5 separate regions of the Homo sapiens genome follow, and regions 2, 3, 4 and 5 are each linked to region 1. Evidence: chromatin contacts called from ENCODE Hi-C or POLR2A ChIA-PET data. All regions are on one chromosome and are shown on one strand. The core of a region is the stretch at or near the end of the contact, and the rest is flanking DNA. Distances in the headings are between cores, read along the strand shown. Region 1 holds the start of CYP20A1 (cytochrome P450 family 20 subfamily A member 1). Region 2 holds the start of BZW1 (basic leucine zipper and W2 domains 1). Region 3 holds the start of ORC2 (origin recognition complex subunit 2). Region 4 holds the start of HYCC2 (hyccin PI4KA lipid kinase complex subunit 2). Region 5 holds the start of CFLAR (CASP8 and FADD like apoptosis regulator).

The links. Hi-C counts contacts between places; a loop is a spot of excess contacts on that map. ChIA-PET counts read pairs that join two places held with the same protein, here RNA polymerase II (POLR2A). Pooled maps may share reads with other maps.
Region 2: a map of B cell shows a loop between it and region 1 (37-fold over the local background). The contact joins the promoter of BZW1 here to the promoter of CYP20A1 in region 1. A Hi-C loop is called at or near these places in 1 of 168 maps with a recorded cell type or tissue (B cell), 1 of 37 single-sample maps with no recorded cell type and 8 of 50 pooled maps.
Region 3: a loop to region 1 is called in a map of B cell, with 11 times the contacts of the local background. The contact joins the promoter of ORC2 here to the promoter of CYP20A1 in region 1. A Hi-C loop is called at or near these places in 1 of 168 maps with a recorded cell type or tissue (B cell) and 3 of 50 pooled maps. POLR2A ChIA-PET finds 5 or more read pairs at or near these places in 1 of 52 experiments (endothelial cell of umbilical vein).
Region 4: a pooled map shows a loop between it and region 1 (7-fold over the local background). The contact joins the promoter of HYCC2 here to the promoter of CYP20A1 in region 1. A Hi-C loop is called at or near these places in 7 of 50 pooled maps.
Region 5: a pooled map shows a loop between it and region 1 (14-fold over the local background). The contact joins the promoter of CFLAR here to the promoter of CYP20A1 in region 1. A Hi-C loop is called at or near these places in 8 of 50 pooled maps.

What each region holds. Positions count from the first base shown.
Region 1 is chr2:203,236,339-203,241,232 of GRCh38, forward strand. CYP20A1 (cytochrome P450 family 20 subfamily A member 1) reads left to right here and starts at 2,680. Exons shown (of 13, transcript NM_177538.3): 1 at 2,680-2,796. The coding sequence starts at 2,725. RefSeq lists enhancers at 2,381-2,430, 2,716-3,287, 3,111-3,400 and a silencer at 2,501-2,710.
Region 2 is chr2:200,809,789-200,814,682 of GRCh38, forward strand. It overlaps BZW1 (basic leucine zipper and W2 domains 1), which reads left to right and starts at 2,122. Exons shown (of 12, transcript NM_001207067.2): 1 at 2,122-2,202; 2 at 3,420-3,493. The coding sequence starts at 3,430. It overlaps BZW1-AS1 (BZW1 antisense RNA 1), which reads right to left and starts at 2,382. Exons shown (of 4, transcript NR_110275.1): 1 at 1,997-2,382. RefSeq lists enhancers at 1,336-1,595, 2,444-2,959, 2,960-3,475 and silencers at 1,646-1,795, 2,326-2,695.
Region 3 is chr2:200,961,708-200,966,601 of GRCh38, forward strand. ORC2 (origin recognition complex subunit 2) reads right to left here and starts at 1,953. Exons shown (of 18, transcript NM_006190.5): 1 at 1,783-1,953. It overlaps LOC105373835 (a long non-coding RNA gene), which reads left to right and starts at 1,725. Exons shown (of 3, transcript NR_187976.1): 1 at 1,725-1,923. RefSeq lists an enhancer at 1,186-1,255 and a silencer at 1,964-2,362.
Region 4 is chr2:201,069,595-201,074,488 of GRCh38, forward strand. It overlaps HYCC2 (hyccin PI4KA lipid kinase complex subunit 2), which reads right to left and starts at 2,077. Exons shown (of 13, transcript NM_001321623.1): 1 at 2,016-2,077. It overlaps NDUFB3 (NADH:ubiquinone oxidoreductase subunit B3), which reads left to right and starts at 2,407. Exons shown (of 3, transcript NM_002491.3): 1 at 2,407-2,465. RefSeq lists enhancers at 1,550-1,689, 1,680-2,305, 1,790-2,059, 2,080-2,169, 2,306-2,929.
Region 5 is chr2:201,113,964-201,118,857 of GRCh38, forward strand. It overlaps CFLAR (CASP8 and FADD like apoptosis regulator), which reads left to right and starts at 2,201. Exons shown (of 10, transcript NM_003879.7): 1 at 2,201-2,518. It overlaps LOC105373836 (a long non-coding RNA gene), which reads right to left and starts at 2,721. Exons shown (of 3, transcript XR_923785.3): 1 at 981-2,721. RefSeq lists enhancers at 2,187-2,446, 4,087-4,136, 4,485-4,894, 4,627-4,894 and a silencer at 2,477-2,686.

The sequences.
Region 1 (4,894 bases), core at 1,430-3,929:
GGGTTTCCCCATGTTGACCAGGCTGATCTTGAAGTCCTGACCTCAAGTGATCTGACCGCCTCCGCCTCCCAAAGTGCTGGGAATACAGGTGGAGCCACCGTACCTGGCCAAGTTTGTGTGTTTTTAAAAAAAGTCTTATAGTTATCACATCACTATTATATTTACATTCCTTTTCATACACTTAAAAGAGAGCTGTAACAATTTCAAAACGTGAATATTTATAATATGACAGAAATTTAATCCTTTAAAGTCAAGATAAAAATTTTAGATGTCAATACAAAAAATGTGTGAAAAGATATATATGTGTGTATGTGTATATATATATTATATATATATTATTTATATATGCTTTTAGGGAGTATCTGGGCAAAACGTTTTAGGAACACAGGAAGAGGAGGTAGATGTCTAGTTTAGAGACTCACACTATAAAATATGGTGCCCTGACAATTTCTGGAATTTTTGTCTCTTTTTTACAGCCCTCAAAGTTCAGAGAGTCTCAGGATGTAGGTCAATTTAGGACTAAAAGAGAATTCTAGATATCTTGAAGGATTGGTACCTAAGATTACGGTACCTAAGATTACGGTTATATGGCTACCTTATGCAGTTAAAACTCTTATGTTTGGCCGGGCGGGGTGGTTCACGCTTGTAATCTCAGCACTTTGGGAGGCCCAGAGGGGCGAATCACGAGGTCAGGAGTTAAAGACCAGCCTGGCCAACATGGTGAAACCCATCTCTACTAAAAATACAAAAATTAGCTGGGCATGGTGGCGCGTGCCTGTAATCCCAGCTACTCGGGAGGGTGAGGCAGGAGAATTGCTTGAACCTGGGAGGCGGAGGTTGCAGTGAGCCGAGATCCCGTCACTGCACTCTAGCCTGGGCTACAGAGGGAGACTACGTCTCAAAAACAAACAAACAAAACAAACAAACAAAAAACTCTTACATTTACTGTTTTGAAAACCTATTGGGAACATCAGTTTGACAAGAAATATCTTTAAAATTCTGAACAAGAGACTTAAAAATGAACTTTGAACATACGACAGTTTAAAGCACATTTATATGCAGAGAAAGACTTAAAAATACAATTTCTGCCAAGTGAAATATTAAACAGCATGTTTCATTATATTTGCTATAGATGCCAAAAGAGTTGCCATTTTCAATGAGGTATGTTTCCTGCTTATGTAACAGTCATTTATCATAGAAGCTGTAAAATGCAATCTGGAATTTCTCTTGCCAAATTGCTGCCTGTTCTTGACATTTTATATTATTAAAGCTATAAAATCTATAAATACTTTTAGCACACTTTCACTAAAAGCAGCACTAGTAAGTAGCAGGCCTTGTCTTGTATTTCAGTAGCCACGTCAAAACTTCTGAGCCAGGCGAAATAGAAAGAGGGGTCCTAGGGTATTTTATGCCCAGGGCAACAAACGCCAAATGCTGACGTAGATAGCACTTATTCGGTTTTGCCAGGAGCTGTGCTAAGTGATTTTCATAAAATATGTAATTTAACCTACAGGCAACTCCATGTGGTATTATTTTCACTTTTTTACATAGAAGGAAATGGAAGCTTAGAAAACTGAAGCAATTTACCGAAAGTCAGAGTTAACAGAGCAAGGAAACCTGAACAGTGTGCAGCCTCCGCTCACCAGAAAGTGTCAAAGAATCACATTTACTAGTACTTCAGACAGAAATTCTGCGAAACAAGGCGTATCTACTCTTGTTTTACTCCCAGACACTTCCCTGTCCCGCTTAGATCAGTGGTGGTTTTCACTCAAATTTAAGTGTGTAACAGTGTCCCCGGGAGGGCTCTGTTCAAACAGATTGTTGTACGCGCCCCCTACCCCTGCCCACCCCGAGTGTTTGATTCAGTAGGTCTAGTTTGGGATCGAGAATCTTTTTATTTTGTTTTCCTTTTGTTTTGTTTTGTTTTGTTTTTGAGACAGGGTCTCGCCCTGTCGCCCAGGCTGGAGTGCAGTCGTGCCATCTCGGCTCACTGTAGCCTCTGCCTCCCCGGCTAAAGTGATCCTCCAGCCTCAGCCTCCGGAGCAGCTGGGGCCACAGGCAAGCGCCACCACTGTAGGCTAATTTTTTTTTTTTTTTTTTTTTTTTTTTTGTAGAGACTGGGGTCTCACTATGTTGCCCACGCTGGTCTCAAACTCCTGGGCTCAAGCGATCCTCCCGCTTCAGCCTCCCAAGGTGCTGGGATTACAGGTGGAGCCACCGCGCCCGGCATCGATAATCTGAATCTCTAACGAGCTCCCGGGCGACGTTGATGCAGCTGGTACCGGGACCACTCTTCGAAAATCATCGGTTTAGAGGTTTTAATTCTGAATCCATTGCGAAAACTGTTGGGCGGACAGAGCACTACTAACTCCTAACTTTTCTCAGAAAGCTGGGCTCTGCTTTCGCCAGCAACCCGGTCCGAAGTCGCGGGCATATTCTGTCTGAAATCGTGTGCACCGAAATCCCCGCCTTGCGGTGGAGGCTGGCGCTAGGCGGCCTCAGCCTCGGCCTGCTGCGCTCAGGAACCCGCGCCCCGGCTCCTCGGCGATCCATTGCTCTTTCCTCTGGCGCCGGCCGCAGGCCTCGGTCACGCCCCCAGCGGCCCGTTGGTTTCCGGGTCCCGCGGGGTGCCCCCGCCCACACGCTATGCCTTAAATTGGGCCAGGCTGAGGCGCTGCTGCTGGAGCGGCCGATCCGAGACGTGGCTCCCTGGGCGGCAGAACCATGTTGGACTTCGCGATCTTCGCCGTTACCTTCTTGCTGGCGTTGGTGGGAGCCGTGCTCTACCTCTATCCGGTGAGCGCCGTCTTGGCTCTCTGGGGCCCCGGGCGCCGCCCCAGTCTCTCTGTCGCCGGCATCCAGGCCAACCTGCCCGCTGCGGGCCGCAGGGGGCGGGCCTGAGAGGAGGGTTCGGGTTCGCTCCAGAGCTTCAGCGCGGGGACCGCACCCGGAGTCACGTGACGCCCCTCCCGGCAAGCTCTGAGAGCGACGTGGGCTGCGTCGCTACCCCTCAGGCGCCGGGCCAGGCGGGCGTAGAGCTGCTGAGGAAAAGCCCGCGCCCCCGCAGGCCGGTCTCACCTTGCCAGGCACCCCGCGCCACTCTCCAAGGCGGCTCTCAAGTACTTTGGGCAGCTTTTTGGCCATAACTCGCCAAACCCAAATTTCATTTCCCAGTGTGTCAGGACGAGACTCCTGGGCGCGCCACTCCTTTCTCCTTTCTTGAGGATTCTCCCAGCACTTGTGTATTCCTCTTTTCCATCTGTCCATCGATCTATCCTGACTGGAATCCAAAGTGCTCGAGGTCCAGGTCTTGCTCCTCTTAGGGGCTCCAGGCAAATGCTTCTTTGGGGAGAGCGCCGCGCTGCGGGTTCGGGTGCGAGGTTTCCTCTGCCGCTGACGCCTCTGCGAGCCTCCGGTCCTCCTCTCTCCACTTGCCTCCGTCAGCGAGAGAGGGAGGGTCTGAAAACAAAAGTGTTGATGACTGAGGACCGTCTTTAAAACCTGTTCTACACACTTTGGGAGGCTGAGGCGGGCGGATCACGAGGTCAGGATATCGAGACCATCCTGGCCAACATGGTGACACACCGTCTCTACTAAAAATACAAACATTAGCTGGCTGTGGTGGCGGGCGCCTGTAATCCCAGCTACTCAGGAGGCTGAGGCAGGAGAATCGCTTGAACCTGGGAGGCGGAGCTTGCAGTGAGCCAAGATCGCACCACTGCACTGCAGCCTGGCGACAGAGCCAGACTCTTATCTCAAAACAAACAAACAAACAAACAAAAAACACCTGTTCTACAAAGCAAGGTGGTGGTTTTACAGTGAAAGTTGAAAAGTAGCTGAACTGCTGGAATTGACCATACACCTTCTTAAATGTTCTTTTCCGAGCAGGTAAATGGATTAGACTAGAATCTTGCAACTACACAATCAGGGACTTCCTGAAATCTTATTTTCTGAGAAACTAAACAATTTTAGTGGTTCTTGAATTTTTGGTGATTTTAAAATGATACTCTTCTTTGATCAGCTCATAGAAGCACACTGTTTATTCTTAGCACTAGCTATGTGCCAGATATGGTTCCACGTGCTGGGAATCCAGCCGTGAAACAAACCGGACAGAAAATTCCTGACTCTTGGAATTTATTTCCTAGAGAAGGGGAACAGACAATAGAAACAAATAACATAGGATTGTGGGTAGAAATAAAGTTGGGGATAGGTAGATTGTTATTTTAAAGTAGGATGGCCAGGAGATACGGAGACATTTGAGTAGAAACGCGAAGAAGGTGAAGGTGCAAGCCATTCTGAGAAAGAGCATTCTGGGTCGAGGGAGCAGCAAATGCAAACCTTCAGAGGGAGACACGCCTGGTGTGTTCCTGGAAAGCAAGGGGACCAGTGTGGTTAGAGTGTAGTAAATGAGGAAGATACCAGAGGAGAGAAAGTCAGAAAGATGGGAGTGAAGGACAAATTTTAAATGACTTGTAAGGCTTTTTTAATGGACTTTTGCTGTGTGCCACTGGAGGATTTCAGCAGATGAATGCCATTTGAAATTGGATAGAATTCAAATTTAATTTTATTAGATAAATTTTAAAAGAATCATTGTGGTTGCTAAGTCATGAATTGACATGGGTCTCCAGGTAAGGATGGAAGCAAGCCAAGTAATTAGGAGGATATTATCATTTCAGCTTGGATCATGGTAGTAGTGGCACAGATAATGAGAACTAGTCAATTGTGAAGATAGTGCCAATGGGATTTCCCAGTGGATTGGATGTGAAATGTGAAAGAGAGGCATCAAGGAAAACACCAGTTATTTTTAGCCTGGTATCTGGAAGGATAGATTAATTCCAGGGAAGATCAGGGGTTTTGCTGGTGGTGGTTGTTCTTTAGTTTTGTTTTGGTGGGA
Region 2 (4,894 bases), core at 872-3,371, 2.4 Mb before region 1:
TCAAGATGGTACTGGGGAAAGATGATACAATTTTAAAACGTGGCAAAAATAGAAGATAAGCTTTGTGAGGCCATAGGCGTAACATGTCACTATCTCTACTGGTCTCTAGCTGAATAAATATTTGTTGAATGAATAAATAAGATCTTGGTGGTAAGGCGGTGCATTATAATGGTGAAGCCAGACTGCTTGGGTTCAACTGGACCTCTTCCACTTACTAGCGCTATGATCTTAGACAAGTTACCTGACCTCGATGCCTCGGCTTTTCCATCTGTAAAATGGGACTAATAATAGTGTCTAGATTACAGGGTAGTTTTCAGGATGAAATGGGGTTACTACATAAAGTGCATAGAAGAGGGCCTGATACATATAGGGACATATTAGTTATCATTTTTATTTGTGAAACGTTGTCCTTTAACAGAACTTCAGATGTGAAAAATACAGTTCTGGGGGAAGAGCAATTGACAGCACTGACAGTGTTAAATTAGCCATGAAGTGAAGATGCCAGATAGTGTGGACTGGGGCCTTGGGAGAAAGGAAGGGGCTAGACACTTAGAGATCAGACTCCAGCCACTTCCCTCTGCTCCCCACAGCCCTCCCAATCACACTAGCTTCTTGCAGTTCCTCCAACAGATGCAGTTTGTTTCCTGCCTCCTTCCCACTGCTGTTGCCTCAACTTGGAAGGGCATAGAGCCTGGATTTAACAAATATTTGCTTAATGATTCAGTAGATGATCTTGGAACTCTTTTAAGTGGAGTAAATGTTAAATCCTTGAGAATGTATGAGACTGCCATAGAAGAAAGTATCCAGAAAGAAAAGGTATCAGTACAGAAAAGAAGAGTCAGAAAATACCGTGCAAAGGCACATTCAGAACGTAACCAGGATAGCTGGAGCCAGGATTCAAGGAGAGAGGTAGGTAACATTCAATGCTCAGAGGAGGCAAACAGGGTGAAGAATAAAACACTGGGTTTGGCAATAATTTCAGGAACGAACGCTGAGAAAGTCATTTTTCCATGAAGTTGCGGGGGGGTGGGGTAGAGGTCAGATAGTTAATTAGGGAAAAGAAGTCAACAAACTATTTTATCAAAAGGTTTAGGGAAGAGAAGCCACTCTCCTCCTACCAGAGAGTGAGGAAGCAACTGGAGAGAAGTAAACTACTGTACAGTGAATAAAAACATGGGGCTACATCCTAGAGGCGCTGTGCATCTTTATCTGCACAGAGTTTTGTCACGTCCACAGTGCTTTTCACACGCACTATCTAATCTGATCGTACCCCAGCTCCCTGATGATATAGCCTCTAACTGAGGGGTTCTCAAGGTGCGGACCAGCAGCAGCATCACAGATAACTTGTTGGAAATGCACATTCATGGGTTCCACACCAGGCCTACAGAATGAGAAACTACGGGTGGGGCCCAGCAGTCTGTTATAACAAGTCCTCCAAGGGATTCTGATGCTCTCCAAGTCCCCATAGCCACCACACTCGGGAGACAACCGCTGCAGCGCGCAGGGACCGCGGTTGGAGGACAGAATTTCCCCTTCTCAATCTTCGGCCTGTGTCCTCTTCGCTCTTAAGGGAGGTAGTGAACAATGAGACAGCCCCTCAGAGAAAAGTCGCCAGGCAGGGGACTCAGCTGGAGCGAACTCCGCCCATCCCGGCCAGGGCGGAGGCGAGGTGCGGATTCCTTCCCCAAACCACGCCCCCATGCCCGCCCCCAGCCTCCGCCCCCGCACGACCCGAGGGCCCCCCGCCCTCGGGCTTCGACTTCCGGTGCTGGAGGAGGGGGCCGGCGGCGAGGGACTCCAGGAGGACGCGTCCAACTTCGAGACCGGCGGGGGCCGGCTCCGCTCTTCCAACCCCTCCATGTGTGAAGAGGGCGGACGACGCAGCGGGGGAAGAAAAATAAGCTAGTCTAGGACAAGTGTCCAGGCGACGTGGAACCCAGTAAGGGAATAAAGAAGACTGGAAACGTCTCTCCCCTCCCCTATCCCAGTCCCTCACCCTAATCCGCGCGCAATAGAAAAGGCGGAAGCGCCTGTCCACGATCAGGGCGGGGCAAGGGGAAGAAATCTCGCGATAGGAGAGCGGTCCGGGCGGGGGTGGCACCTCTCCCTCCTCCTGGCGTTAGTTCCGGTCGCAGAGGAGACACCGCCGCAGTTGCCGGTACATCGGGGATTTCTGGCTCTTTCCTCTTCGCCTTAAATTCGGTGAGACGCGGCGCCCCGCTCACCCCGGGCGGACGCTGCGGGTCGTGGACGCCGGGCAGAGGGAGAGGGAGGCGGCGGGCTGGATGCGGCCCGGCTTGGATGGGCCCGAACGGAGGTCGCCTCTTGAGGCCGGGCCGGATCTAGGGCCTGAAAGGCCGCCGCTTCGGCAGGGAGGCCGAGGGGTAGCGGCGGCCCGGGTGGGGAGGTGGGGTCCGGGTGTGCGCCGCGGCGCTGGCTGCGAAGGCAGTGGCCGAGGCGGGCTCCCTCTGGGCCGTGCCCGGCCTGGCTAACAAAGCCGCCGCGGCCTCTGTTGTGTGATGTACGCGTGGGGGCTTCCGGCGGGCGGGGCGGAGGGGCTGCCACCCACCACCGCTGCGGCCGCCGCCTCCGCCGCTGCTTTCGCTGGAGGGCGGGCGGATGTACGGGGCGCCTGGGGCCCCGGCGCAAAGCGCCTCAGTGACTGTGGTCCGCTCGTTGCGGCGGCCGCCACCGCAGGCGACAGGGTCAGTGGAGAAAGAGCCGCGGGACCCTACGGCGCCCCGCTGTGGCCGATGGGGTCCTGGGCGGGAAGCGGGTGATCTGTGGCTCGGGCGGGAGGCATGGGAAGGGTGTGGATTGGGAGACACGTTACCGGGGAGGAGGCTAGGACTGTGGGATATGGGCGAAGGAGGCTGGGCTGGCTGTTAGTTTTGCAGGCCTGAGTGGTGCAAGGCGGCCGCTGTTGCGGTCACAGGCATGACCTAGGGTAGGATGGTGCTGCCCGTAACCAGGCTTGTCAGAAGAAGGGGTTCACCTTTTGACAGTGTTTTAGAATTGGCATACACATTTTGGATGCCTGCTGACTATGGTGATAATCTCTCTTTGCGTTCTGCGATGCTTAGTGGTCGTGGAAGATGTAAGTGAATGTAAAGAGGAATGTGGAGAAAACTGAACAATTAGGTTTATGACGGGTGATCACTGTAGCACTACAATGTCGCTTAAAAGTAGTTCACAGCACTAATTTGAAGGGTTTCTTGTAGAGAGAAATGCACATTTTGACGTACATTTGATTCAAGTGCAGGTAATTCTTTGTGCCTGTATCGGGTATAATTGCCAGCTTTATATCCTGAGAGTGGGTGTTCCATTTGATTCATATGTGACTAGACTAAGGTTTGATGTTTTGCTTTAAAAATTAGTATTATGGCACTGATATTAAGGCTTTATTTCTCCTTTCCTAGGGTGTCTTTTATGAATAATCAAAAGCAGCAAAAGCCAACGCTATCAGGCCAGCGTTTTAAAACTAGAAAAAGAGGTAAATATTTACGTTTTAATGTCTCTCTTCAAACCTCCAGAACATCTTGTGTATCTTGCCTTCTCTGACAGGTACTTGCATATTACTAAAGCCTCAAAAGAAGATACCAGAAAGAAACTTGAATTTCTCGTTGACTGCCATTTCACATACACCTTTAATATTTCTACTGCTTTACTGCTCAAGCCTTAATTTTTAGTATCAATATATCTCTAAGCCGGTTAGTGAATCTTCTTTTCGGTGTGAAGGTAAAATATTTTTAAAAATAAAAATAAGGGCTCTGTTTTCACTAGCAGGCAGTCTCATTTAAGCAAACTTAAATGAGCAAAAATGTTAATTTATAAAAGGAGAACTCCTAATGTAGTCACCCAGATTTTGTGAAGATTTGTGAGAGAAAACTCAGACTTCACCCATGGAAGTTAATTGTGGAACAGGATTCACATTGTAATGTCTTTTGAAATACAGACTTAGTAGAAAAAGTATTAGAATTATATTACTATTTTTTTTTTGCATTAGTGTGTACTTAGGTGAGTATTGAATTCTGTAGCAAAGTGCTGTGCTAGTGATATAAAGCTAAATAAGACGTAGTCTCAGATATATTTTTACTGTTTTTGGTCAAAAGCATATTAACCTTGTTTTACAGGTGGTTTTGAGGAAATGAAGAACTAGGTCAGCTACTGGTTATAAGTTGTGTTTTTCTTTTTCTTCCTTAAGTAGCAGACATTTTGAGATATATATTGTAGAATTTTAAAATCACTAATCATAGGCTGTCTGTCCCCTTGTAGTAGTGGTGGGGAGACCAAAGTGTGATTTGATTCTAATCTTTGCAGATTCATTTAGATTTAGCTGGTAAATTTTCTTAAGGAGCTGGAGTTGTAAACTAGAACAGTTTGGCAGTAAAATGGGAAAGTGTATCTCTTGAATATGTGGGTTACTGATGTTACCTTGATACAAATAATAGCAAGTAGCTTTAGCATTCTTATTATTAGCATCAGGGAGAGATGTAACTTCCCCGGTTCCAGATAGAGATGATTCGTGGCCTGGCTGTTGATGGTTAGGGTACTGGGTAGGGTATACAACACTCCCTGTCTGGGACTGAGGGAGTTTCCAGACACAAGACTTTCAGTGCTAAAACCAGGAAAGTGCTGGGCACTCAGAGGTGTTTGTCACCCTAGTACTGTGTGAACAGATGTCATCTAGCCTAGATTGGGAAAGCAAAACCCTATTATGAAGTGTGTGAAAGCAACTCAGTAAAGGTCAGGTATGTGCACAAGGCTGTGGTCTGGGAGCTTTCTATTTTATTAATGTCATTTGGTATTTACAACAACTTTATGGGATAGGTACTATTCTTATCCCCATTTTACAGTAGGGGAATTCTGGCATGGCGAGTGAGACTATTTGCTT
Region 3 (4,894 bases), core at 703-3,202, 2.3 Mb before region 1:
AGTGACAATGAGCAAATGCAATAAAACAAATTATAATTTATAAATGCTAATAGGGAGTCTGCATCAGAAAAAATATAAAGGAAAGCAGAAAATAAAATCACACAATGAATTTTTGGCTCTGAGCTTCCTGGCAATCAAAGCAAAAAGCAAGTAAAGGTCGGTTACGTAATTCTTATTGGCAAAAGTTTAGTTGTTCTTGGGGATGTGGGGACAAGATTTTCTAGGAAAATTTAAAAACAAATATTCTAGGCAACTGAGTATTGTCCTAGGCAATTTCCCTATGGTATTCTACACAAGAATTGCCTGGAGAGAGGCAGCCTGAGACTTGTTTGTAGCCAAGTGCATTTATACAAACATTTCCTTTTCTAATTTTGGAGCATCTTATTAAATAGTACAAAATCACCAAATTAAAGAAAATGTCTACAAAGACCTCATGAGAAACGTTTCCTTCTTTGCTTTCCAACAGTTCCTGAAAAACAAACGAACAAAAAAACCTAACAATCACACAATAAAATGCAATATTTAGTGACCATTATGACCCCTCAAGGCACTGCCTTGGTGCTTATAGGCCAACCCCTTTCAAGGAGTTACTTCAAGGCAATTCTGCAGCACCAAGTGTTAGCATTGCACCAAGTGGTAGCAACACACTCTCCTTTGAAAACAAATAAAAGATTTGCTGTAATTTTTAAAAACATAATCCTTTGAAAAAGAAGGTTGGATAGATTAGTGGTTAAACACCAATTTTAATATTGGAGAAACCTGAGTTCCAATCTCCACTCCATACTTTATAACTGTGTGACTTTGTCCAAAGTCCTGACGATTAAATGAAATGATGTGCCTGATATATAAAAGAGCATCACTGAATGCTCCCAATTATCGGTATTTTTACTTTAACCTTTTTCTTTTTTAGCTCCTTACTGCAGTGCACTGAGATATTTTTACTTTAAACTTCAACTTAACCATGCAGATCTCTTGTACATCTCTAACTCATTCAACATCTAACAGAAAAACTGCTCAATAAGTGATGATGTCCGTTTAACGTGCAGTGCCCTTATATAACGGTGTAGGGCCGTGCTATTTTTCTTCAGATTGCAATTTAACTGCGGGAAAGTGTAATGATTCTATTAGGATTTCAATTGTAAAATGAAAAGTAACGTCTCAACATCTTTTTAATTAAAAAGCTCTACCAAAAGAGCCTGGCTTATCAACATTTTACAGCCAAGCATGGCTCCAAGGTGACCGATCAGTTAGCTGGCAGGACACATTGGTGCCTCCAGGCTGGGATGACATCAAAGGTTCTAGCTACAGTGGTTCTGGGACGCGATCTCTTCCTCTTCATACCTCACAGGGCACTTTACCACTGTCGTTACACATCTTCACAGTTCTCCTTTTCCAACCAGAGGGCTTCGTAAGCTGGGAATCAGGTAGGTTAGTATCAGGCGTCCCTTGCACAAAAGGCCTATAACTGCGGGGCAGACTAACGAAAGGTCCTCCCAGAGTGAGCCTCTCACCTCAAGTCTTAAAGGACTTTGGCCTGCGCCTCCAGCCTCTGGCCAGTTGGCTGCGCTCCACCAGTAAGGGTTCTCGAGCCCCCGGGCAGCCTGCGGGGGGCAGCGAGGCGCAAAGACCATGCCCCAAGTGCCGAGGGAAAGTCCTGAGATGCGCGACTTGGGACGCTAGGGGCCAAGCTCCGACGCGGGGCTGGGTGCACCTGGACGCACCTCACACGCCGCGAGCTAAGCAGAAAAGGGAGGCAGGCTGCCCCGACACCCCACTACTCACCGCTAGGTTTCCGTCTGGCGCCGATCCGGCTGCGTCACGCCGGCCGAACGACACCCCGCTGAGTCGCCGCCGCAGGGAAGGTACCTTCGGCCCCAACGGGAAAAGCCAATTTCCAGTAATTCGCGCCCGACCACCGGGGAGGTAAGGAGCACCGGAGGCCAGCTGGGGGATGGGAAGCCTGCGTGCGGCACACCGAATCTCCCGCCCTGTTCAGGGGGCGGTGCCCGAGGAAGCCAATAGGAAGAGGAGTCGGCCAAGAGCGACGGCTCTGCCGTCCAGTCGGCGCCGGCCATTCGGCCCCGCCCATCAGGAAACCTGAGGAAAACGGATTCTTGGGCCCTGAGTTGTGGGCCTTACCTTTCCTTTCTTCTTTCCGTTTCCGGGGAAGGGAAAAGGAAGTGTTGTTTGGATCTGAGGAAGTTTGCACAGTAGCTGGCTGAGTGGTAGCTGTTTGTCTTGTAGCAATCTTTAAAAAGTGTTCTTTGGGGTCGGGCGCAGTGTCTCACGCCTCTAATCCCAGCACCTTGGGAGGCCGAGGCGGGCGAATCACCTGAGGTCGGGAGCTCGAGACCAGTCTGACCGACATGGAGAAACCCCGTCTCTCCTAAAAATACAAAATTAGCCGGGCGTGGTGGCGCATGCCTGTAATACTAGCTACTCGGGAGGCTGAGGCAGGAGAAACGCTTGAACCCGGGAGGCGGACGTTGCAGTGAGCCGAGATCGAGCCATTGCATTCCAGCCTGGGCAACAAGAGCGAAACTCCGTCTCAAAAAAAAAAAAAAAAAAAAAAAAAAGTGTTCATTGGTTTCCCAGCTACCTTTTGAAGAAAAAGGTAATGGAAATTGATTCGCATTTCTTTTTTAAAGATTTTCTTCATTTGGCGTGAAAGGTAGGATCTTGTACATCTCCAGGGTTTGGGGTAGGGAGAAGAAGAGACGTTAGGAGAAGCACTGAATATGGAGATGGGATCGGACGGCTAGTGGGATGAAGAGGCTGGGGAAATAGAATGAATAGACAGAGAAAATGATTGACTTCAACTATCCAAAATATAAAAAAGACAAGACAGAGAAAATGAGGAAGAAAAGGAATGAACCTGGATGGGATCCATACAGTATTAAGAACAGGGTATTGTTTCATTTGGATTCACTTACTCAAAACAAAACTACAGAGTACTCTGCGAACAGAAGATAAGTATTCATTATCGAGCGAGACAACTACGATCTCTGCATTCACTGTAGTTACCTAGCACGTGAAGATATTGAACGGACAATATTGAGAAAAATACCATGATATGGGAAGTGCATTGGAGCACATGGTAGGAGTAGCTAATTAAAAGCCCAGAAGGAGTCAGGAACAATTTTCTAGGAGGAAGAGATGTTTAAACTGAAACCCCTGTGTTGAATAGATTTAAAACAGGCCAAGAGGGGTAAAATTTTCCAGGTAGAAGGTCCAAATCCGTGTAACAGCTGTGTAAAATGCCAAGCATTGGGTCTGTTATTATGAAGGGCTTAGTTGGCCCTTAGGGCACTGGTCAGATTTGTATTGAAAGATCTTTGGATAAAGGAGGTAGGATTGGGAGGGAAGATATAGAGTCACAAGATTTGGGAGCTGTTTAGGAAATCCAGTTGAGAAAGAAATGATCATAGCCTTGATACCTCATTATTCCATTTTGGCTAGGTGGAGTTAAGAAAATGGAAGAGAAAGGCAATTTTTTGTGCATTATAAATAAGAATTTGGGGAGTGACTAGAGACAGAAGATAAAGAGAACATAGCTCAACAGTTAACAATGATGTGTTTGAAGAGTGTTTAAAAATGTGAAGATGACTAGCCCAGCACACACACCTGTAATCCCAGCTACTTGTGAGGCTGAGAAAAGGAAGATTGTTTGCATCCCAGAGTTCCAGGATGCAGTGAGCAGTGATCTCACTTGTGAATAGCCACTGCACTCCAGCCTGGGCAACACATCGAGACCCCATTTCTTAAAAAAGAAAAGAAATTTGAAAAAAAGATGAAGATCTAGGAATGTTGAATAGATATGTTCAACTTATGTGTGTTTTTTATATATATAATTTTTTTTTTTTGAGATGCAGTCTCCCTCTGCCGCCCAGGCTGGAGTGCAGTGGCAACATTACTGTTCACTGCAGCCTCGACTATCTGCTCTCAACCAAACCTCCCACCTCAGCTTCCTGAGTAGCTGTGACTGCAGGCGCACACCACCATACCCGGCTAATTTTTGTATTTTTTGTAGAGTGGGGGTTTCACCATATTGCTCTGGCTGGTCTCCAACTCCAGAGCTCAAGTGATCCACTCATCTCGGCCTCCAAAAGTGTTGGGATTACAGGTGTGAGCCACTGCACCTGGCTGTTTTTTTATATTTCTATGATGTCAGTAAACTCCCCTTCATTCCTCTCCTTCTCACATCTTGAAAAAAGGCTTCTACAGACCACAGAGGCCTTGGTGTGAGTGGTGGGTTTGGATGTAGTTTTTATGGTATATGTGTGGAAAATAGAGGGAAGGAGCTGAGTTTTGCTTTTAGGTTGACACTAAGATAAAAACAAAGAGCCATACCTTCAGAATGGAGACACAGGATTTAGGAGCAGCAGGAAGCTGAAGTCAGAGGGGACCATAAAATGGCAACTCCCCATGTATTCACGGAAATTTTGCGCAGGGCAAGTAGACTGTTCCAAAGGGGGAAATAGAAGCTCAATACTATAAGAGTAGAGGCACAAGCAGCTAATTGGGTAATAGTTTGAAATTTAGGGACTGGCTTTTAAAAATCTAATCTATGAAACAGGGTGAATTGAAGACTTTTTAAATACCAGTAAAATAATAATCAGAATTTTTTATTGAAGTTAGTAAACATAAAATTAACAGAATAGAAAAACAGGTTAACATAAGTTGGTTAGCTGGAATCCAGGCCTGAAAGGGGGAAGCCAGTAAGAAGCCTATTCCTTTCACAGAACTCCAGGTGGTAGTCTCAGGAATACGTTAAAAGCAGCATGGGTCTGGTGCGGTGGCTCATGCCTATAATCCCAGCACTTTGGGAGGCCGAGGCAGGTGGATCACTTGAGGTCAGGAGTGCAAGACCAGCCTGACCAACATGGTGAAACTC
Region 4 (4,894 bases), core at 827-3,326, 2.2 Mb before region 1:
AAAGCAACACACACACACACACGCATAAAAGCAAAGATTTAACTGGTACTCAAAACACTACAGAATTCCACCTAAAATAGAACCAGAAATTTTCTTTGTGACTGAGATTGCATTATTCTTGGAAAAGGAGAAAAGACAAAGAACAAAACACCAAACATCAATAAAAATTTTTATCTAAAGCACTGACAAATGTCTCAGTACTGAGAACATCTGGGAACAAACAACTTTAATGATGCACCTCTTTCCCAATTAAATTTTTGAGAAAAAATGAAATTTTGATTTAGGTTCATATATAGGAATATAAATTACCATTAATAGAAAAAAATCACATCTTATAAAGTTTTTCTGACATGCAGTACCGAAATAAATTTAGGAAAATTGTAGAGTTGCTGACACTACATTAGACCTTATCTCCTAAGCTAAAGGCAATATTTCAAACACCTTACATTTTAGAAATTTATAACACTTCTTTTAAAATCATTTTCCAGTGCTGCTCTCAAAATTGTTTTTCAATGACCTACAAAATCAAGTTTTTATGTCGTTTGCCCTTCCATAACACATACTGAATAGAATTCCTATTTTAATTCTACATTTTATTGTGGAAACAATGAATTATAAAATTTTTTTAAATAAGATAATTTAGTTAATTATATCTATAAATATATTTTGCCTCTGTCCGAGAGGTTCAGAGTCCACTTTTTAAACCTAATAAATAATTCATAAGTAGCTTCTCAGACTTGCTTACAGAACAAACTACTTAAAAGTTGACTTTTTTCTGCCGGGCACGGTGGCTCACGCCTGTAATCCCAGCACTTTGGGAGGCCGAGGCGGGCGGATCATCTGACGTCCGGAGTTCGAGACCAGCCTGACCAACATGGAGAAACCCCGTATCTACTAAAAATACAAAATTAGTCGGGCGTGGTGGCGCATGCCTGTAATCCCAGCTACTCCGGAGGCTGGGGCAGGAGAATGGCTTGAACCCGGGAGGCGAAGGTTGCTGTGAGCCGAGATCGCGCCATTGCACTCCAGCCTGGGCAACAACAGCGAAACTCCGTCTCAAAAAAAAAAAAAGTTTATTTTTTTCCCCATATTCAGACCACCACCTTATTTGCACAGTCCCTAACTTCCACAATATCCTGGGGGGAGGAAGGGATCTACCAACTAATTTTCTAGTCATTTTCCAACTTACACTGAGCTCCTACTGTACATTTTTAAAGGATTCCCCACTTTTCTGAAGATCTTTAAAAAATGTTGTCAGCCTTGACCCTCAAATAAATTCACGAACTACAAAACATGAACCTGGCCACATTCATCGCAAACTAGTATCTGTCAAGTCCATAATTGGGATAAGCTCTTCGTGACTACTCTATCCTCCATGCTACCACCCTTCGCCTAGAGAACCTGCCAATGTAAATGGCACTCAAGCCAATGAAAAAAGTGTTCTAACACATTAATAGGTTGCAAGACCTCCTCTCCCAGGAGGGACAACCTAGTTGTTTGGGTAAATAACAGCCAAAGATTACATAATGTACAGCAATAATGAGTGTTCAGAATCTGACCGCCAGTAAATATTTTTCTTCTCCGCTCCCCCTCACCACCCCCAGGAAATGGCCCTAAGAAGCAATCACTGGGATTTCTCTTAACTGTCTTCAATGCCGTGTCCTTTTCTCGCCTGGGGCTTTGTGCAAAGAATCCCTTCAGCCCTCACGACACCGCCTTGCTCCCGCCTCTCCTCCCTCTCTGCTGGCGCCACCGCAGCCCCCACGCCCTAGGTGGGCCCCCACGTCGCCCCACAAGGCTCGGCTTCCACCCGCCTCGGCTGCCGCCTTCTCCTCCTCACGACCCTCCCAAGATGCTACCTGGTTTACGAGAGGTTCCGGGACCACCAACACACCGGCTACCGCCTTTCCAGACCACCCTCGCCAGCTCCCGTCTGTAGTTTCCGCGGCCGAAGGAGAAGAAAACCCCTCTTCATCTAGCACTTTGCCTCCCCCAAAGACAGCACCGCCGCCTACCTGTCACCCTGCTGTCTCCGGCTTCCTACCGCCGCCGCCTCCCGCAGCAGCCTGCCAACTGCAGCGCAACAACCAACCCTCTCATTGGGTGAGAACACGCTCTCAACAACAGCCTCCCTTATTGGCTGCAGTATGCCGGCAGCCCCGCCCTGTGTGCGGTGTCTAAGGATTCCGTCCCCAAGCAAGGACAACATATTATCTTCCCCGCCCTTCTCTTTTCTACAGTATCTGTTACCTCAGTCAGATTGAGGATGCACATATACTGGGAAAATAATCGACTTCCAGCGTCCCTCATGTAGTCTCTACCTGATTCAGGAATCTCTAACCCAGTATCGGAACGTTAAGCGGCTTCTCCGCTTTCCTGCCGTGAGAAACTCGAGGTGACAACCTCCGTTTCCGGTTGGCTCCGGTTGCAGAGTTGAGTGTCCTGAGAGGTCAGATTGCTGTCAGGTAAATTAGGGAGTTGGTGGGAGGCCCGTTGATTAGGATTAAGAGCTAGACTCTATTCTGGGGAGTGCAGAAAAGGAGAGACTAAATGGAGAAGGATGGGAGGCTGGGAGGGAGATCAAAGAACTAGCAGGCGAGAACTAATGAAGTCCTAGTTTAGAGTTGGGGTAGGAAGAGGTGGTTGGAGGATTCAGTGATCATTACTGTAGTTGTTAAATCCAGGTGCTTGTTCCCGCTTCTGCCACACGCAAAATTGTCTTTGTTTGCCTTTGGATCGCAAAGGCAGAAGAACAGCATCACTAAAAGTAATAACAGTTCATTTGTTTTTTATGTTCTAATATTCATATAATCACAGTTTTTAATACGAGGAAGTTAAGATATATACTTGATAGTCTTCGGTAAACTAAAATTGCATGTAGTGGAAGTAGCATTATCTTCTTATTTCTTTCTTAGGGAAAGGATACCAGCACATTTTCTTAGAGCCAGCTTCCTTTAGTGGAGGTTGATCTTCATGAGACTTTTAGATTCACTTCAGACATAGATAGCTTTTAAAATTTTTGGTTGCATGTTTTTTCTTTATTTAACTAATTTCCTTACTGTTATTATTTGAGCTGCTCTGAAACGGAAATAACCACCATTTTTCAGTCCTCAGCACAATTTAAGTCAATTTTTCTATTTTTATTTTTTATTGTCAAGTATATATACAGAAGGGTGTATAAAACATACATTTTAAAAAATTATAACTAACAGAAGCAGACACTCCTGTATCCACCTCTTAGATTAGAAAATAAAGCATTGCCAATAACTTAGAACATGCAGTCTTAACAGGGGTGATTTTACATTTCAAGGGGTTGAAAATTGGTGGGGCCGGGGTCGGAATCTTAGTTACTACAATGATTTGTGTCCCTCCAAAGGGCCACAGTATATAAACAGTTATACAGTATATATGTAGTGTTAAATTTTCATGGCGGGGGGTGTGATTAGGAATAAAATGTCTAGAAAGGTTCCTTACAGGGACAATAGTTAAAAATTGGTTGAAAAACACTGCCTTAGAATCTCCCAGTATGTTTCTGTGATTCCATCTCCTCCACCAAGAGGTAACCATTATCCTGACTTGTGCTAAGCACTCACTTGTTTTACTTTAATTTTTCCGTCTATGATGAATTCCTAAAAAATGAATTGTTAGGCATTTCAATCTATATAAATGGGTTCAGAGTGCATGTGTATTTTTTTCTGACTCACCCCTTGCTCATTATCCATATTTGTGGAGATTCAATCACACTTTTGCATGTAGTTTTTTGTTGTATAATATTCTACAGTGTGACTATACCATAATCCCTTCTATTGTTATTGGACATTTGGGTTGTTTACAGTTGGGAGAGAGAATAAACAATGTGGCTATAAAGGTTCTTTTAAAAACATATTTCTTAGGCTGGGCACGGTGGCTCACGCCTGTAATCCCAACACTTTGGGTGGCCGAGGCAGGCGGATAATGAGGTCCAGAGATCGAGACCATTCTGACCAACATGGTGAAACCCAGTCTCTACTAAAAGTACAAAAAATTAGCCGGGTGTGGTGGTGCACGCCTGTAATCCCAGCTACTCGGTAGGCTGAGGCAGGAGAATCACTAGAACCTGGGAGGCGGAGGTTGCAGTGAGCCGACATTGCACCACCCACTGCACTCCAGCCTGGCGACAGAGTGATACTCCATCTCAAAAAAAAAATTTGTTTTTTTTTAAAGACTAGAGGCTTGATGTCTCTAAGAAAATATTTTAAATATATTTTTTATATTCCATAAATATAAACCTTTGATCTGTGATTATGTTTATAAGATTTACAGTTGATAAAGTAGATTCATATATCCAAATTGTTCCAAAGACACTTTTATTTATTTATTTTATTTGTATATTTTTTGAGACAGAGTCTCGCTCTGTCGCCCAGGCTGGAGTGCAGTGGCGCGATCTCGGCTTAGTGCAATCTTCACCTCCCAGGTTCAAGTGATTCTTCTGTCTCACCCTCCCTAATAGCTGGAACTACAGGCATGTGCTACCATGCCCAGCTAATTTTTTTATTTTTAGTAGAGACGGGATTTTGCCATGTTGGTTAGGCTTTTCTTGAACTCCTGACCTCAGGTGTTCCACCTGCCTCAGCCTCCCAAAGTGCTGGGATTACAGGCGTGAGCCACCGCTCCTGGCCTCCAAAGACACATTAATATTTTCTAATAACGATTTGATCATCTGTTTTGAGATTAAGTTAATTAAAATTAAATTAAAATTCCCAGTTCCCAACTGCACCAGCCACATTTCAAGTGCTAGTGGCTACCATATTGGACAGTGTCTATCTAGAATATATGTACTAGGAGTGGAATTGATGGCCATAAGGTATTCATATGTTCAGCTTTTTTTTTTTTTTTTTTTTGAGATAGAATCTCA
Region 5 (4,894 bases), core at 951-3,450, 2.1 Mb before region 1:
TGGGCAACATAGCAAGACTCCCTGCCACCCACGACCCCCGCTTCTACTAGATATATATATATATATATATATATATATATATATTTTTTTTTTTTTTTTTTTTTTTTTTTTTTTTGAGATGGAGTCTTACTCTGTCTCCCAGGCTAGAGTGCACTGGCATAATCTAGGCTCACTGCAACCTCCGCCTCCCGGGTTCAAGCAATTCTCTGCCTTAGCCTCCTGAGTAGCTGGGATTACAGGCGCCCGCCATCACACCCAGTTAATTTTTTGTATTTTTAGTAGAGATGGGGTTTCACTATCTGGGCCAGGCTGGTCTTGAACTCCTGACCTCGTGATCCACCCGCCTCAGCCTCCCAAAGTGCTGGGATTACAGGCATAAGCCATTGCGCCGGGCCACAAATTTTTTTTTAAAGAATTAGCTGGGCATGGTGGCACCTGTAGTGGCACACCTAGCATGGTGGCATGCTAGGACCTGTAGTCCTAGCTACTCAGGAGGCTGAGGCAGAAGGATCACTTGAACCTGGGAGGTTAAGGCTGCAGTGAGCTGTGATCGGGTCACTGCACTCCAGCCTGGAGTGAGACCCTGTCTCAAAAACAAACAAAAAACCAAACTTGGATAACTGACAGAGTTTAGGATAGAATTACATGGAAAAACCAACAAAACAAGACAATTATTAACTCCAGAAAAAACTAAAAGTTGTGTGGGAAAGGAAAAGTAATCATAGTTTGGTACATAACTTGGCTGTGACTACCGTTTACATGATTATAATAGCATATATACTGAAGATTAATCAAACAGAATATAACTATCTTGGGAAGATGGAGAGATTAAAAAAAAAGGTTGGGGGTGAATATGGGGTGAAAGTGATGGAGAAAAAGAGCTGAAGTCTCCTCTGGTGTCTCAGCACTCCACCCAAGGTAGAGCCTCTGGATGGAAGAAGGAATCTCCCACCTCTCCACCACACTCCCCCAGGATTTACCTTCAGCATCAGGTAGCTAGGGGCAAGATGAGAAATGCTGATATGCTGGTCTCTGACTGGGAGCTGTGGGAAGAGAGAGGTTCTGAGTTGCAGCAGTCTGGAGTGGAGTCTCTTGCTGAACAAAGGGAGAGGTTTGGTTTAAATACCACAGACTGACTCTCACATTCTGATCCAAGAGTTTTCATAGATTTTTTGGAACAGATGTTTCTTCATTTGCTGTTTGCCCTTAGGACCATTTCAAAGGCTTTAAATGGTTAATGGTTGTTTGTTGTTTTAAATAATTTTCAGTTTCACTAGGGGTGAATCCCGAGCTCTTCATGCCGTCCTGCTGTTAGTCTCTCTTGGTATTATTCTTCACCTTTCCTGTGAGTTTAAAATTATCTCAAGAAAAGTTAAAGCTCTTTAAGAATCACAATAAAGTAGTTATTAGGAATAAATAAAAACGTAGAGGGGCGCGGTGGCTCACGCCTGTGATCCCAGCACTTTGGGAGGCCGAGGCGGGCAAGGATCACTTGAGGCCAGCAGTTGGAGACCAGCCTTGCCAACATGGTGAAACCCCATCTCTACTAAAAATACAAAAAAAAAAAAAAATTAGTCGGGCATGGTGGCTTGCACCTGTGGTCCCCGCTACTTGGGAGGCTGAGGGCTGGATGGTTTGAGAGCGGGAAATCCAGGCTGCAGTGAGCTGTGATGGCGCCACTGCCTTCTAGCCTGGGCGACAGCGCGAGACCCTGTCTCAAGAAGGAAAACAAAAAAAAACAAACAAAAACATACACACAAAAAACCACAAAGTGTGTTCACGTTTGCTATGACTCCCAGACAACAATTGTAAACACTCGCGCCGGGCGTGGTGGCTCACGCCTGTAATCCCAGCACTTTGGGAGGCCGAGGCGGGCGGATCACGAGGTCAAGAGTTCGAGACCATTCTGGCCAACAGTGAAACCCCGTCTCTACTAAACACAAAAATTAGGCGGGCGTGCTGGCGCGTGCCTGTAGTCCCAGCTACTCGGGAGGCTGAGGCAAGAGAATCGCTTGAACTAGGAAGGCGGAGGTTGCAGTGAGCTGAAATTGCGCCACTGCACTCCAGCCTGGGCCACAGAGCGAGACTCTGTCTCAAAAAAGAAGGAAAGAAAGAAAGAAAAAAAAAAACACTCGCAGTGTTTACTCCTAACGCGTGGAACTTGTGTCGACATCCACCCCCGGTTACTGCATACTCAGTCACACAAGCCATAGCAGGAAACAGCGAGCTTGCAGCCTCACCGACGAGTCTCAACTAAAAGGGACTCCCGGAGCTAGGGGTGGGGACTCGGCCTCACACAGTGAGTGCCGGCTATTGGACTTTTGTCCAGTGACAGCTGAGACAACAAGGACCACGGGAGGAGGTGTAGGAGAGAAGCGCCGCGAACAGCGATCGCCCAGCACCAAGTCCGCTTCCAGGCTTTCGGTTTCTTTGCCTCCATCTTGGGTGCGCCTTCCCGGCGTCTAGGGGAGCGAAGGCTGAGGTGGCAGCGGCAGGAGAGTCCGGCCGCGACAGGACGGTACGTGCCCCGCGCTCGACCCCCGCGCTGGCGGCGCCGGAGCTGTCCCAGACCCCAAGCCCCGACGCCCGGCCCTGAGTCAGCATTGCAGCAGGCCCTGCGCCGCCGCGCCCCGCGTCCCACCCCGCGCCGCTCCTCACAGCCCTGCGCTCCGGGAAACTGCAGGTGGCCGGCAGTGGCCAGGGGATGGCGGGGGCGCTTCTGGAACCTGACTCAGTTTTGTAGGTTCCTTATCTCGGTTGTTTACCGCGGGCTTTGCGGAATGCCCCCGCTTCCGTTTCCGCCCGGCTCCGAACCCCCGAACCCCTTCTACCCGCAACTCCGCCCCGGATTCCCAGAAAGGGGCGACCTGGGCCACAGCGGTACAAGCTGCACCCCGATGGACCTGAGAGACCGGAAGTAACCCTTGGCCAACTCTGGCCGCCCCCTGCAGCCGCAGCCCCAGAGGCCCACCCGCGAGCTTCAGTGGCGGGCCCTCAGCGTCGTGTAAACTTTGCTTAAAATGATCTTGAGAGTTCAATTCTTGGGGTGAACTGTTGAGAAGATCTGGCATTTTTCCTTTCGAAAGTTGTTGGGAACGTGGACTTTCCCAACAATTGTGTATGCGCTCGATCTCACTCAGTGGGAGCCGCCGCCCTGGAGGGAATTTCACAATAGCCTGGTCAGGGCGGTTATTTTCCAGAGCAGTTTAATGTCTATTTTGCCCAAGTGCAAGGAAAGCTTGCCTTGGGAAAGCTGGGAATGCTTGGCTAATGAAAAGTTTTTAGAGCCTTTTAAAATGAACCTGTTTCTGCCACTTTTCCACCGCCTCAAAACGACTGGGAAATGTAAACTGGCTTCAAGATGTTCTTGCTTGAGGGTGTCTGGATTTGGACAGAAGGCCATGTTCTTTTAATATTAACAGTGGCACGCAGTAGAACAAAGGCCACTGAAATTCAGAATCAGTTTTTGGCTCCACGGGCAGGAAGTAAATTCAAGGACGCCAGAGGTCTTGCGAATATTTTAATTGGTTGACATTTGAAATTTGTTCTTAAGCAATGAGGGGTGAAACCAGTAGGGGGATAGCGTATAGCATAAGTAAAGCTTTTTGGACATCAACAAACTGCGATAATCTACAACAGACAGCGGGCTCTGGAAGGTTTGACCTGCTTTAGAGAGAGATTTCCGATAAGAGGAACGGAGTTTTTGGCACTTTTCGGTTTGGTGATTCCCCTAAATAACCTTACAAAAGTTTCGTTGAACAAAAAACCTGGCTGGAGCTCCAAGATCTTTTTTTTTTTTTTTTTTTTTTGAGACAGCATTTCACTCTTGTTGCCCAGGCTGGAATGCAATGGCACTATCTCTGCTCACCGCAACCTCCGCCTGTCGGGTTCAAGCGATTCTCGTGCCTCAGCCTCTCAAGTAGCTGAGATTACAGGCATGCACCACCATGCCCGGCTAGTTTTGTATTTTTAATAGAGACGGGGTTTCTCCATGTTGGTCAGTCTGGTCTCGAACTCCTGACCTTAGGTGATCCGCCCGCCTCGGCATCCCAAAGTGCTGGGATTACAGGCGTGAGCCACCATGCCCGGCCCAACTCCAAGATCTAAACAAAAAAGACTGGGTTGAAAGGGAGTTTTTAATGTTTACTGTTTGCTTTACATCCATTTTCTTGTTTTGTTAATACTTGCTTTACTTAAGCTTTTGGGTCAAATGTCCTCGTTAAAATGGCTTTCTCTAGCGACTTTATGTTTTACGTTTCTGTTTGTAACTGACATTTGACCTTCTTTTAACACGGTATTACTTGCTTCCTTATACCGGTTTCCAAGGTGAAGCCATTTGCAGGGTCGCTGGGTTTCCCCCTCCCCCCGAAAGTCTTGCGCGACCCGGGGTGGGCCGGATAGTGTGCAGTTTTTTGAGCCTTGGGCTGGGGACCTCCAGGAAGCTGAAGCGGAAATTGCCTAGGCCCCTGGGGCATTGGAGGTCCTACCGCAGCTCCTAGTAGGTGGTGGGGGCGCAGCGGCTGTCCCCACTCAGTCCTGGTGGGGTCGCACGTAACGGTCCTGAGCTATGCATAAGCCGTTTGACCACGCATGGAGAATTTTACCACCCAGAGACACGCGAGTGGCCCTGTGCAAGTTTCAACTGCGCGGGGGGCGGGGAATTCCGCAGACAGGATTCTAGAATTTATGTCTTGTGTGGTAACATTTCAGCCGGTGGGTGGCGGGGATTAGGCGTGAAGCGGTTCAGCAGGCAGAGGTTCTCGGACGCCCTCCGGCGAAGCCACCTGTTGATGCTTTTGACTTTCTGTCCTTGTTCCTCGTCCCATCTGGAGCATTTCCAATTCTGGTTTTGCGGAGCAGCAGGTCTGAGCTTGTCCGGCGAGGGTGGGAGTTG